2 separate regions of the Homo sapiens genome follow, and region 1 is linked to region 2. A link is a contact called in ENCODE Hi-C data. All regions are on one chromosome and are shown on one strand. Each heading gives the region's core, a stretch centred on a gene start or an enhancer-like site at or near the end of the contact. The rest is flanking DNA. Distances are from core to core; before and after follow the strand shown. Region 1 overlaps SGK1 (serum/glucocorticoid regulated kinase 1). Region 2 overlaps STX7 (syntaxin 7).

Region 1 (5,562 bases), core at 281-2,780, 1.7 Mb before region 2:
CTCACTGTCACTCAGGCTGGAGTGCAGTGGCACGATCTTGGCTCACTGCAACCTCTGCCTTCCCGGGTTCAAGCGATTCTCCTCCCTCTGCCTCCTGAGTAGCTGGGATCACAGGCGCATGCCACCACGCCTGGCTAATTTTTTGTATTTTTCATAAAGATGGGGTTTCACCATGTTGGCCAGGCTGGTCTCAAACTCCTGACCTCAAGTGATCTGCCTGCCTTGGCCTCCCAAAGTGCTGGGATTACAGGCATGAGCCACTGTGTCCAGCGTTATTTTATGAAAATAAACCAGTGAAAATTAATTTCAGGCCAGGCACAGTGGCTCATGACTGTAATCTTAGCACGTTGGGAGGCCAGAGTGGGTAGATCACCTGGGCTCAGGAGTTTGAGACCAGCCTGGGCAACATGGTGAAATCCTGTCTCTACCAAAAATGCAAAAAAATTAGCCGGGCATGGTGGCATGTGCCAGCAGTCCTAGCTGTTTGGGAGGCTAAGGTAGGAGGATCGCTTGAGCCCCAGAGGCAGAGGTTGCAGTGAGCTGAGATCGCGCCACTGCATTCCAAACTGGGTGACGGAGTGAGACCCCATCTCAAAAAAAAAAAAAAGAAAAAGAAAAAGAAAATTAATTTCAAAAGTGGAATGTATTCACCCAACAATGTGTTCATTTATAAATAATACAGCAGCAACCTTGGGGATGATTGTTGTGGATGTTTTGATGTTTGGATATAATGTTAGTGGGAGACACAGGAAAATTTAAAATAGCAGTGATGGCTTCTATCTGAATCCCATTAACACTTGCGAGTTCATAGCCTCTTGATTTTTTGAGAAGGGGAGAATTGGAGCTCAACAGGTAGCAAACCATTTCATTCTGCAATTAGTCTGTCTAAAGAAAAAGGCTTTAACATTCAATGCTAGAATAAGGCTATTTTAGACATTTGAATTGCTGGCAAGACACCCCAAATTAGTCATCCCTTAATGGTTGTGTGTGGGTCTGTGTGTGTGTGTGTTTAAAATTCATTATTTACTTATTTATTTTTGAGATAGAGTCTCGGTCTGTCATCCAGGCTGGAGTGCAGTGGGGAGATTGTTGTTCTTTGCAGCCTCAACCTCAAAGACTCAGGTGATCCTCCCATCTCAGCCTCCCAAGTAGCTGGGGCTACAGGCACGTGTCACCATGCCCAGCTAATTTTTGTATTTTTTGTAGAGACGGAGTTTCGCCATCTTGCCCAGGCTGGTCTTGAACTCCTGGGCTCAAGCAATTCGCCCACCTCAGCTTCCCAAAAGTGCTTACAGGCGTGATCTACCAGCCTCCCTTAATGTTTTTTAAAACCACTTATTTAGGGCTATTGGTGAAAACAACAAATGAAGCATAGAGGCAATTACAGGAAGAGAAAGTACCCAATATTATGTAAAATGTGTTAGTACTGAGTCATATGTAAATTTGTGTTTAACTTCCTCACTCTTAAATTCTAGTTCCTGGAATCCCCCTCCTTCATAACTGACTCACAGTCTATTTTGGGACAAACCTGCCAATACTACAATCCCTTTACTGTACATTAAAATATATACAGAAAAGTCAAGAACTAATAGAATCATCAAACAATACCAACTAAGGGACCTCACCCACCTGTGAGGATGGAGCATGTGGCCTCAAAATCAGGGCTGACCTAAACTCTCCATGGTTGGAGTCACGTTTCCTAAGGCTGTGTTTGAAAAAAAAAATTAGTTAATTAGAAATACCTTGTTCACAGTTTAATGCTTGATCTTGTTCCTTATCTAAAATATCTATGGCCAGGTGCGGCGGCTCACACCTATAATCCCAGCACTTTGGGAGACCGAGGAGAGAGGATCACCTGAGGTCAGGAGTTTGAGACCAGCCTGGCCAAAATGGTGAAACCCCTTCTCTACCAAAAATACAAAAAAAATTAGCCAGGCATGGTGGTGCATGCCTGTAGTCCCAGCTACTCGAGAGGCTGAGGCAGGAGAATCACTTGAACCCTGGAGGTGGAGGTTGCAGTGAGCCGAGCTCGTGCCATTGCCCTGCAGCCTGGGCAACAGGAGGGAAACTGTCTCAAAAATAAATAAATAAATAAATAAATAAATAAATAAATAAATAAATAAAAATATCTATTTTTTCCACTTCCTCCTTGTCAAAACTTCTCTAAATTTTTAATAATAAATTTTATTATTTTAAAGTAATCTCATTATTTTTTTCTAAACAGGGTTTGAAGTTACATTTTCATCTTGATTCTAGTTGCTTCCTCCCCCCGCTTTCTTTACTATGTTCCAGTAATTTGATTTCAGAGTTGGCATTAACTCCCTGAATTCAGGAAGATATTCCCCAAGGACCTGAATCTTAGCCCTGGAAGCGATGTGAAAGCTTACATAGCACATCTCTCACCTTCAGTCAGAGCCATACAAAGAAGCTGCTATCTTATTATTCATGGCTTTAGAAAAGACTGCTCAACCTCCACCTGCATCTTATTTTGACATTTAGTTAGCTTTACTGTGTCGAACAAAGCCATTATGCTACACACCAAGCCTGTTTCCCTTGTTTTATACTCAGCGATGATAACCAACCCTGTCTGTATATAAAGCTCTCTATAAATTCATAGACTGTCTTCTTCAATTGTCATTTGGTCTTCTCTTCAAGAAAATTAATTATGTCTTGTTTGCCTCTCCTCATTGGTCTTTTTTTCCAATACTTGACTCATTTTGCCATCCTTGGAGCTGTCTTCTAAATAATTTCCAAGTTTTCCAATTAGTCTTATTTATTTATCTATTTATAAGATGGAGTTTCACTCTTGTTGCCCAGAATGGAGTGCAATGGCGCAATCTCAACTCACTGCAACCTCCACCTCCCAGGTTCAAGCCATTCTCCTGCCTCAGCCTCCTGAGTAGCTGGGATTACAGGCATGCATCACCACACCTGGCTAATTTTGTATTTTTAGTGGAGATGGGGTTTCACCATGTTGGCCAGACTGGTCTCAAACTCTTGACCTCAGGTGATCCACCCGCCCCGGCCTCCCAAATACTGGGATTACAGGCATGAGCCACCACACCCGGCCCTCCAATTAGTCTTTAAACGTGAATTCCAGAAGTTCACATTTCTGAGCACCATTAATTTGAGATCACTTAACAGCTCCTTCACATCATACTCTCATTACACTTACTATTTTTAAGTTGGTCTTTTTGTCTCTCCTTCTAGTTACAAGCTAGAAATGTATTGGTTTTTTATTTGTATTTTATTTTCTCTTTTTTGAAATAGAGCCTTGCTCTCTTGCCCAGGCTGGAGTGCAGTGGCACGATCTTGGCTCACTGCAGCCTCTGTCTCTGGGGTTCAAGCGATTCTCCTGCCTCAGCCTCCTGAGTAGTTGGGATTACAGGCACATGCCACCACACCAGGCTAATTTTTTGTATTTTTAGTAGAGATGGGGTTTCACCATGTTGGCCAGGCTAATCTTGAACTTCTGATCACTCAGGTGATCTGCCTGCCTCGGCCTCCTAGAGTGATGGAATCACAGGCGTGAGCCACCACTCTTGGCCAGAAATACATTGGTTTTTTAAAATGTTCTATTATTAAAACAATTTTTTCTTGCTTAAATTTGGACTTGTTTTGAATACAACTGCTTGGTTTCAGAAAAGGGTGTCTATAAAGAATAAAGGTTATTTTACTATGACACTGATGTATTTCTCTAAATTCAAAGATGAATTTCTAGAAATTTATAACTACAACTAAAATAGGTTTTTGTTCCTCTATTTAATATTTTTTTCTAATATTTTTCCTCTGTTTAATCTTGGATGGATTTTCCAGTTCTGTGTTTTTCCAGCAAATTTCTGGCCAAAAAAAAAAAGAATCAGAATCTAGTAGAATAACCATGCCAATTTAGTTTGGCATCAGTGTGATTAGGAATAAATTTAGAGTCTTTAGGAATGTTTTGGCCTATTTCTGCATGAATTATATTTAAATCCCATATTTATTGCTTTTTTCTTCTTTTTCTTTTTGGAAAGCAGGGTGAAAATGATTACAACATATGCAAGTATGCAATTTCGAGTTCGTTAATACCTCTATGAGGGTTCAGGCCTTCAAAATGGTAGCTGAAGATAACCGTGTCTGGCATATTCAGTATTGGTCTTTGACAAGTTCAACATAGTGCTGCCCTGGCATGTGGATTTTCATTTACTTTGGGAGAAAGTTATTGGGGAAACTAGTCAATAGAAATAATGATTGATGCTCATGGGACCTAAAGGAGAATCCTCAGAAGGGAACTTTGACACTACCTGTTCCTCTTTACCCAGTGACGCAACATGAACCATCTCTTGAACTAGTATGAGAGAGCTTTATTTTTGCAAAAGTCCAGAGAAACTCTACCAGAACACCAAATTAGAATTGAAGACTATAAGTGGGATACAAATGCATTCAAGTTCATCAATAGTTTTACACTGAAAGAAGTATGAGAAAGCGGGCTCAAATGCACATCTTTCTTTTTTAATAATAATACAACGTTTTGTAATCATGAAACTCATCTCTCTACTCCATTTCCTAAACTTTCACAAAGCTATTCTTTTTATACTAAAGTATAGAGATAGAGGGTTAAAAAATGAAAACATAAAGTATGTAGATAGATAAACTTAGAGATATAGATGCTAGATAAATTTTAAATTATGAATATAATATTAAAATATTATTAAAAATTGAAGAAATAGAAAACAAGAGCATCCGTACTCCCACTACATGAACACAATAAACATTGTTTCCTACATTGACTTATCTGTTCTATACACAGCTGAAATACATTTTTTTTTTTTTTTGAGGTGGAGTCTCACTCTGTCGCCCAGGCTGGAGTGCAGTGGTGCCATCTCGGCTCACTGCAACCTCTGCCTCCCGGGTTCAAGTAATTTTCCCTGCCTCATTCTCCCAGGTAGCTGGGATTACCGGCCCCCACAACCACACCCAGCTAATTTTTGTATTTTTAGCAGAGACGAGTTTTCGCCATGTTGGCCAGGCTGGTCTCGAACTCCTGGACTCAATTGATCTGCCCACCTCGGCCTCCCAAAGTGCTGGGATTACAGGTGTCAGCCACCGCACCCAGCCTGAAATATAATTTTTATTGTGATTTATTTACTTCTTTCCTTCCTTCCCTCCCTCCCTCCCTCTTCTTTCTTTTCTTTTTCTTTCTCTTTCTTTCTTTCTTTCTTTCTTTCTTTCTTTCTTTCTTTCTTTCTTTCTTTCTTTCTTTCTTTCTTTCTCTTTCTTTCTTTTTCTTCTTTCTTTTTTTGAGACAGAGTCTTGCTCTATCGCCCAGGCTAGAGTACAGTGGTGAGATCCTGGCTCACTGCAACCTCTGCCTCCCAGGTTCAAGTGATTCTCCTGCCTCAACCTCCCGAATAGCTGGGATTACAGGCACTTGCCACCATGCCTGGCTAATTTTTGTAATTTACTAGAGATGGGGTTTCACCATCTTGGCCAGGCTGGTCCGAACTCTCGACCTCGTGCTCCACCTGCCTCAGCCTCCCAAAGTGTTGGGATTATAGGCGTGAGCCACCGTGCCCAGCTCTA
Region 2 (4,932 bases), core at 1,649-4,148:
ACACTACATTTGCAACTTTTGAAATTGTGTCAGTACAATTATCTGATTTTACAAAAGAAACCTAAAGAGAAGATGCTGTAAGTAAGGTAACCTGTAATTAGAATATGAGCATCTGTTAAACTAAAGCTAAAGTCTTCTTGAGTGTTGCAGTGGGAAAGTTTATTTTCACATTAGTTTTGATGAAATAAACACTTATAAAATATTAAGTTTTATGGTTTAGTTTATACCCCCAAAAAAGGAAAATGGCAGTCAAAAATATTTTTAAACCATTTTTTTGGTTTAAGACCATCTGCAGTCTTTTGAATTTGTTTCACCAGTAAAGCATTTAAACCATATTATAATGATATAATTTATATTAAGCATAAAATATTTAAATATTGTAAATGCTTACATGTAAAATAAATTAGAAATTTAATTATATTAAAATAATAAAACTGGTAAATAGTTATAACAAACTATGACTTTATTACAGGCTCTGTAGACAGTTTAAAATGATTAAGAAAATATTTGTATCCTATGAGAGAAAGCGTTGACTCCGTAACAGTCAACAAGGCCCTTGTGCCACCCATGCTCCATCTTTTACCCATGGCATAGACAGTATTCTCTGTTGCTGGCCTAGCATGCCATCCAGTCTTTTTCAACCCAAGGCTCCAGGCAACCATTCCCAGTAGACTGGAGTTGGCAGGCAAACAAAATCGTTTGTTATCACAGGTCTAGAAGATCACCATGCCTCTTAGAAAGGCTTAGATTTAGTTTTCAAACTTTGGATTGAGATGTTCAAAAGTGACATTTTTATTAGCAACATCTATGCCTGTTTACCTTCTATCATTTCTCCATATTTTCTGTCAGACATACTCCTAGCTGTGATGTATAGTATAAGGATAAGCAAGCCTTTGTGGGTTTATAAGTATAAGGTACCTATCATATAGGTAAACCAGAGTAGGCATTTTCACAAGGGCCATTCATCCTTGCCCAAACACAAACAACATAGAAAAATGTCTTGAGAACACACAGAGAAACTCATGTTTTTAAAAGCAGCAGAATCAATATATCAAAATACATCACATAAGTAAACACAGGCTTGCTTTTTCAGACTTTTTAAAAATGGAAGTATAATGTATACATTGAGTACTAGACAAATTATTTGTGTATAGCTGAATGAATTTTCTATTGTATTACCACAAATGTCAAGAAATAGAACATTCCTTAGTCCCCTAAAACCTTCTTGTGCTTACACCCCTTCATGCCCTTCGGAGATAACCAGTGTCCTGACTTTGTTAACATCATTGATTAATTTTCCTTTTTTTAATCTAATAGAATCAATAATCAAATAGAATTATTTTATGTTGGGCTTCTTTCATTATGTTTGTGGGATTCATCCATGCAGCTGCAGGTCATTTGTTTTCGTTACTGTATAGTATTCCATATTTAAACATACTACAATTTATTTATTCTTTCTACTGGTTGTAGTGTTTCCAGTTTTTGATTTTGTTTTTATTTTTTGCTAGGATGAACAATGCTTCCCAGAACATTCTTATATGTTCTTTTGGTGCATGTATGTGAAGGAATTGGGTTACTGGCTCATAGGATATGTTTATGTTCAGCTTTTGTGGATAACAGCTAAACAGTGTCCTAAAGTGGTTGTACCAGATATGAGTACAGCCAGTGTATCAGAGTTTGTGCTGCTCAAAGTCCTTGTCAACATTTGATGTTTACAGCTTTTTATTCATTTTAGTCATAGGTTTCTCATGATTTACTTTGCAATTCTCTGATTAGAATCAGAGTTTTTAGAGTGTAGCTGAGCTAAAGAAATCAATGAGATAATCGGAAACATTTCTAATCAAGCAAGCTGTATGTGATTGCATGTACATTTCCTGAAATCAGATCCAAATAGCGGTGTGACCTTGAGTAAGCTCTCGAACCTTCCAAGACATGGTTTTCTCATGTGTATTTTCTGTGGGCTAGGTTATGGTCTCTTCAAACTTTAACAGGCAATAATTCTAACCAAAGTTTTTTAAGAGTCCCGAAACTCTTCTAACAGGTACAAGATTATTCTATGTTTTGTTAAGAGGCTGATTGCCATATCTGAATCCATAATGCATGCTCATAAAATCCCATAATTGAAGAAGCCATCACACTCAAGACTAGCTAGAGTTCCACCAAGGCTTATGTATTATTTTTAAGTGTTAGGAGATGGGAAAGCTGGGGCACAGAGGTTTGTATCCTGTCAGAATTAACAAAATTTTGTATTGAAGGAAATTGGTGAATAGAAATGAGAATAGCTATGAAACACAGTCCTTGAGATAAAAATTTCCCTAACTCCTAAATAACATAGTAAGCCTTTCCACTAGTGCTAATGTGAATTCTCGCATTTGAGTATTTTTTTTTAAAATAATAACCTGAAAGAGGAAGATGTAGTGTGGCTAAAGTTGGAAAGTGAATAAAACAGATATATTGGAAACATAAAATCTACTCATCAGAATTTATGAGTATAGAAGTTTCTGCTAAAATATGCATCATGTATCACATGGGCTTGTGGATGTGTGTTTTTTCCAGAAAATTTGGAAAGACAGAACCTTCTAGGGGCACATAAAGTATGAACGTAAGCTTTTAAGTGCTAAGAGAAGGTGACTGAAAAATATTTTTGTTGAATCTTCACTTGTTTCATTTTTAATCATCTCTCCTACAGATTAAAGGTATTAGTTCAGCATAGACTTTAGTTTAAAATCGAAACAGATGTTTTTGGTTTCTCTGTGTTATAATTAGCTTCCTATGCTGCAAGTATACTTTTCAAAATTGTTTATTAAGAATTGGTGCATGGCTCCTGTCCCCATAAGGTTCTTTGAGATGAAATTAAAAGTCTATGTAAAAGTGTGAGCCCTTTTGTTACTTTTAGAATGATCACAGTTCTTTTAATTAGTTAGGGTCTGGTGAAGGGGACACTTGTTTTTGCATTTTAACACATGACTGCACAAAAGGGAAGCTAATATTATCACTTTTTTTTTTGGTGCCAGGGCAAATATTTTTTTAAAAAAGGAGCTCCAGTCCTGAGAAATTAATGAATTTACTGGAACCATATATTTACTCAGGAATTAAGAATGTTTCCTTTTTTTCTGGGGTAATCTGTTGGTGGGATGGGAAGGCAGTTTATTAAAGGAAAAAGAGTTGAAAAATTGTTGCTTCCCTCCTCCTAAAATGCTGTTTGAAATATTTATGTCTAAGATTGCACATCTGAAAATGTGGTTGGATGGTTTTTTCCCCCACTTAGAGGAGAAAAACTTCAGTAGTTTTTATTTCATTGTGATTTTCTTCATGCCTAAGGTGCTAACATAAAACAGAGATAGATGTGAAAGTTGCTATCTTGTCCAAGGAAATTTTAACAGAGTGTGACAACTTTTCTTCTCTTCAGTGACTTTTCCTTTATGACTGAACATGGTGTTTATGGCCGGATATGAGTGAATTCTTTGTTTTATGAACTAAATCTTTAAGATGTGGCTCCAAGATGCTTCAAGGAGCTTTATCCCTCACTCTCCTATCTGTGAACCATACATATGCTTCTGCCCTGAACATGAACTTTCTTACCCTTGGTTCCAACCCCAAACCATAGTAATGGGTGTCTTCACTCCCTCTGTTTAATCTAAGTGTAAATCTTAGTGGTTCTACCGGTCAGATCTGTCTGTGTCTCTCCATCTCTGCCATTACCACATATGCTCAAGCTGCTGCTATTTCTTTGGATGACTGCAGTCTCCAAATTGTTCTCCTCACTTCCATTCCTGCCTCTTTCCGTCTTCTCCAAATAGTTGCCAAGGTAAACCTGTAAAACTGTAAATCAGATCATGTCATCCTATAGCTTGAAAGGCAACAGTTAAATTCTGTGGCTTTTATAATCAGATATAAATCCCCACCATGCCCCACAATATCCTCAAGATCTGATCCCTGCCCCCACTTGTCAACTACCACTCTCTCCCATGGTGCTGCTCTGCTGCTCCACATTCCACCAGGTAGATCTTCTTTCTGCTTAGTGAACAGTCAGCTCATCCTCACCTCAGGGCCTTTGCACTTGCTCCTCTTCTGCTTCAGACATCTTCCCAGATCTACATGTAACTGGTTTCTTTCTGGCATTCAGGTCTTAGGGCCCAAAGCTCACTTGTTTAGCAATGTCTTCCCTGCCTTATCATTTTGCTTCCTCCAGTCATTCTTTTTCTCATTAACCTGTTTTGTTTTTATATTGCCTTTTATCAGTAAATTAAAGTACTATTATTGTTTACTTATTTTTTTACTTTCCTACTAAAACCTTGGCCCCCAGAGATAAAGGGCTCATGTCTTGGCTACAGAAGTATTTACACATAATTTTATTCGTTCATTTTTTAATGAAATTGAGATCACACTATACAGGTTTTTTGGTGCTTACTTTTTTTTTCTCTTGTTATTGGTTGCTTACTTTTTTATGTGGTTATGCCATTAAATGATTTTAATTAATCCTTCATTAACAGACATTTTATCCTAAGTGTATATGTTTAAAAACCTGAGAACCTAACCATTTGTGGTGCCTCCACAAATGAATCCTCTGAGTTCTCTGTAGATAAAGTGTCATGGTGACCATGTGATAAAAATCCTCATGTGTATGTTTTGATACTACATTTATTTAAGAATTTCTATAATAATGACTAGTTATTTTCCAACATGATCTATGCTCAGTAATTGTATGACAGGGTAGTTTCTCTTTGATTACACATATTCATGGTTAGTTGTGTAGTGGCTACTCAACTGCCCTGTGAGGCTGTCCCTCTGTACATTTTGGTTGATTTGGTGCTGAAGTAGGAATCGAACAGTATAAGTTAAGCTTGGCATTTAGTTTTGGTTTCCTGTAGTGATTTTGGCAATTATGGTCCTCATCTCTTTGATCCCTTTTTGTTGTTTTCACCAATTACT

Evidence for each region. Hi-C counts contacts between places; a loop is a spot of excess contacts on that map. Pooled maps may share reads with other maps.
Region 1: a loop to region 2 is called in a pooled map, with 5 times the contacts of the local background. The contact joins two enhancer-like sites. A Hi-C loop is called at or near these places in 2 of 37 single-sample maps with no recorded cell type and 3 of 50 pooled maps.

Annotation. Positions count from the first base shown.
Region 1 is chr6:134,232,104-134,237,665 of GRCh38, reverse strand. The region is part of intron 2 of SGK1 (serum/glucocorticoid regulated kinase 1); the gene reads left to right. Among named protein-coding and RNA genes, the nearest start is that of SGK1, 83 kb to the left of the region's middle. RefSeq lists enhancers at 1,186-1,235, 1,376-1,665, 1,706-1,865. Within about 2 kb of position 1,530, at least 8 of the 41 ENCODE cell types and tissues checked have a DNase peak (open chromatin) inside an H3K27ac peak, as active enhancers do.
Region 2 is chr6:132,493,722-132,498,653 of GRCh38, reverse strand. The region is part of intron 2 of STX7 (syntaxin 7); the gene reads left to right. Among named protein-coding and RNA genes, the nearest start is that of STX7, 17 kb to the left of the region's middle. Within about 2 kb of position 2,898, at least 3 of the 41 ENCODE cell types and tissues checked have a DNase peak (open chromatin) inside an H3K27ac peak, as active enhancers do.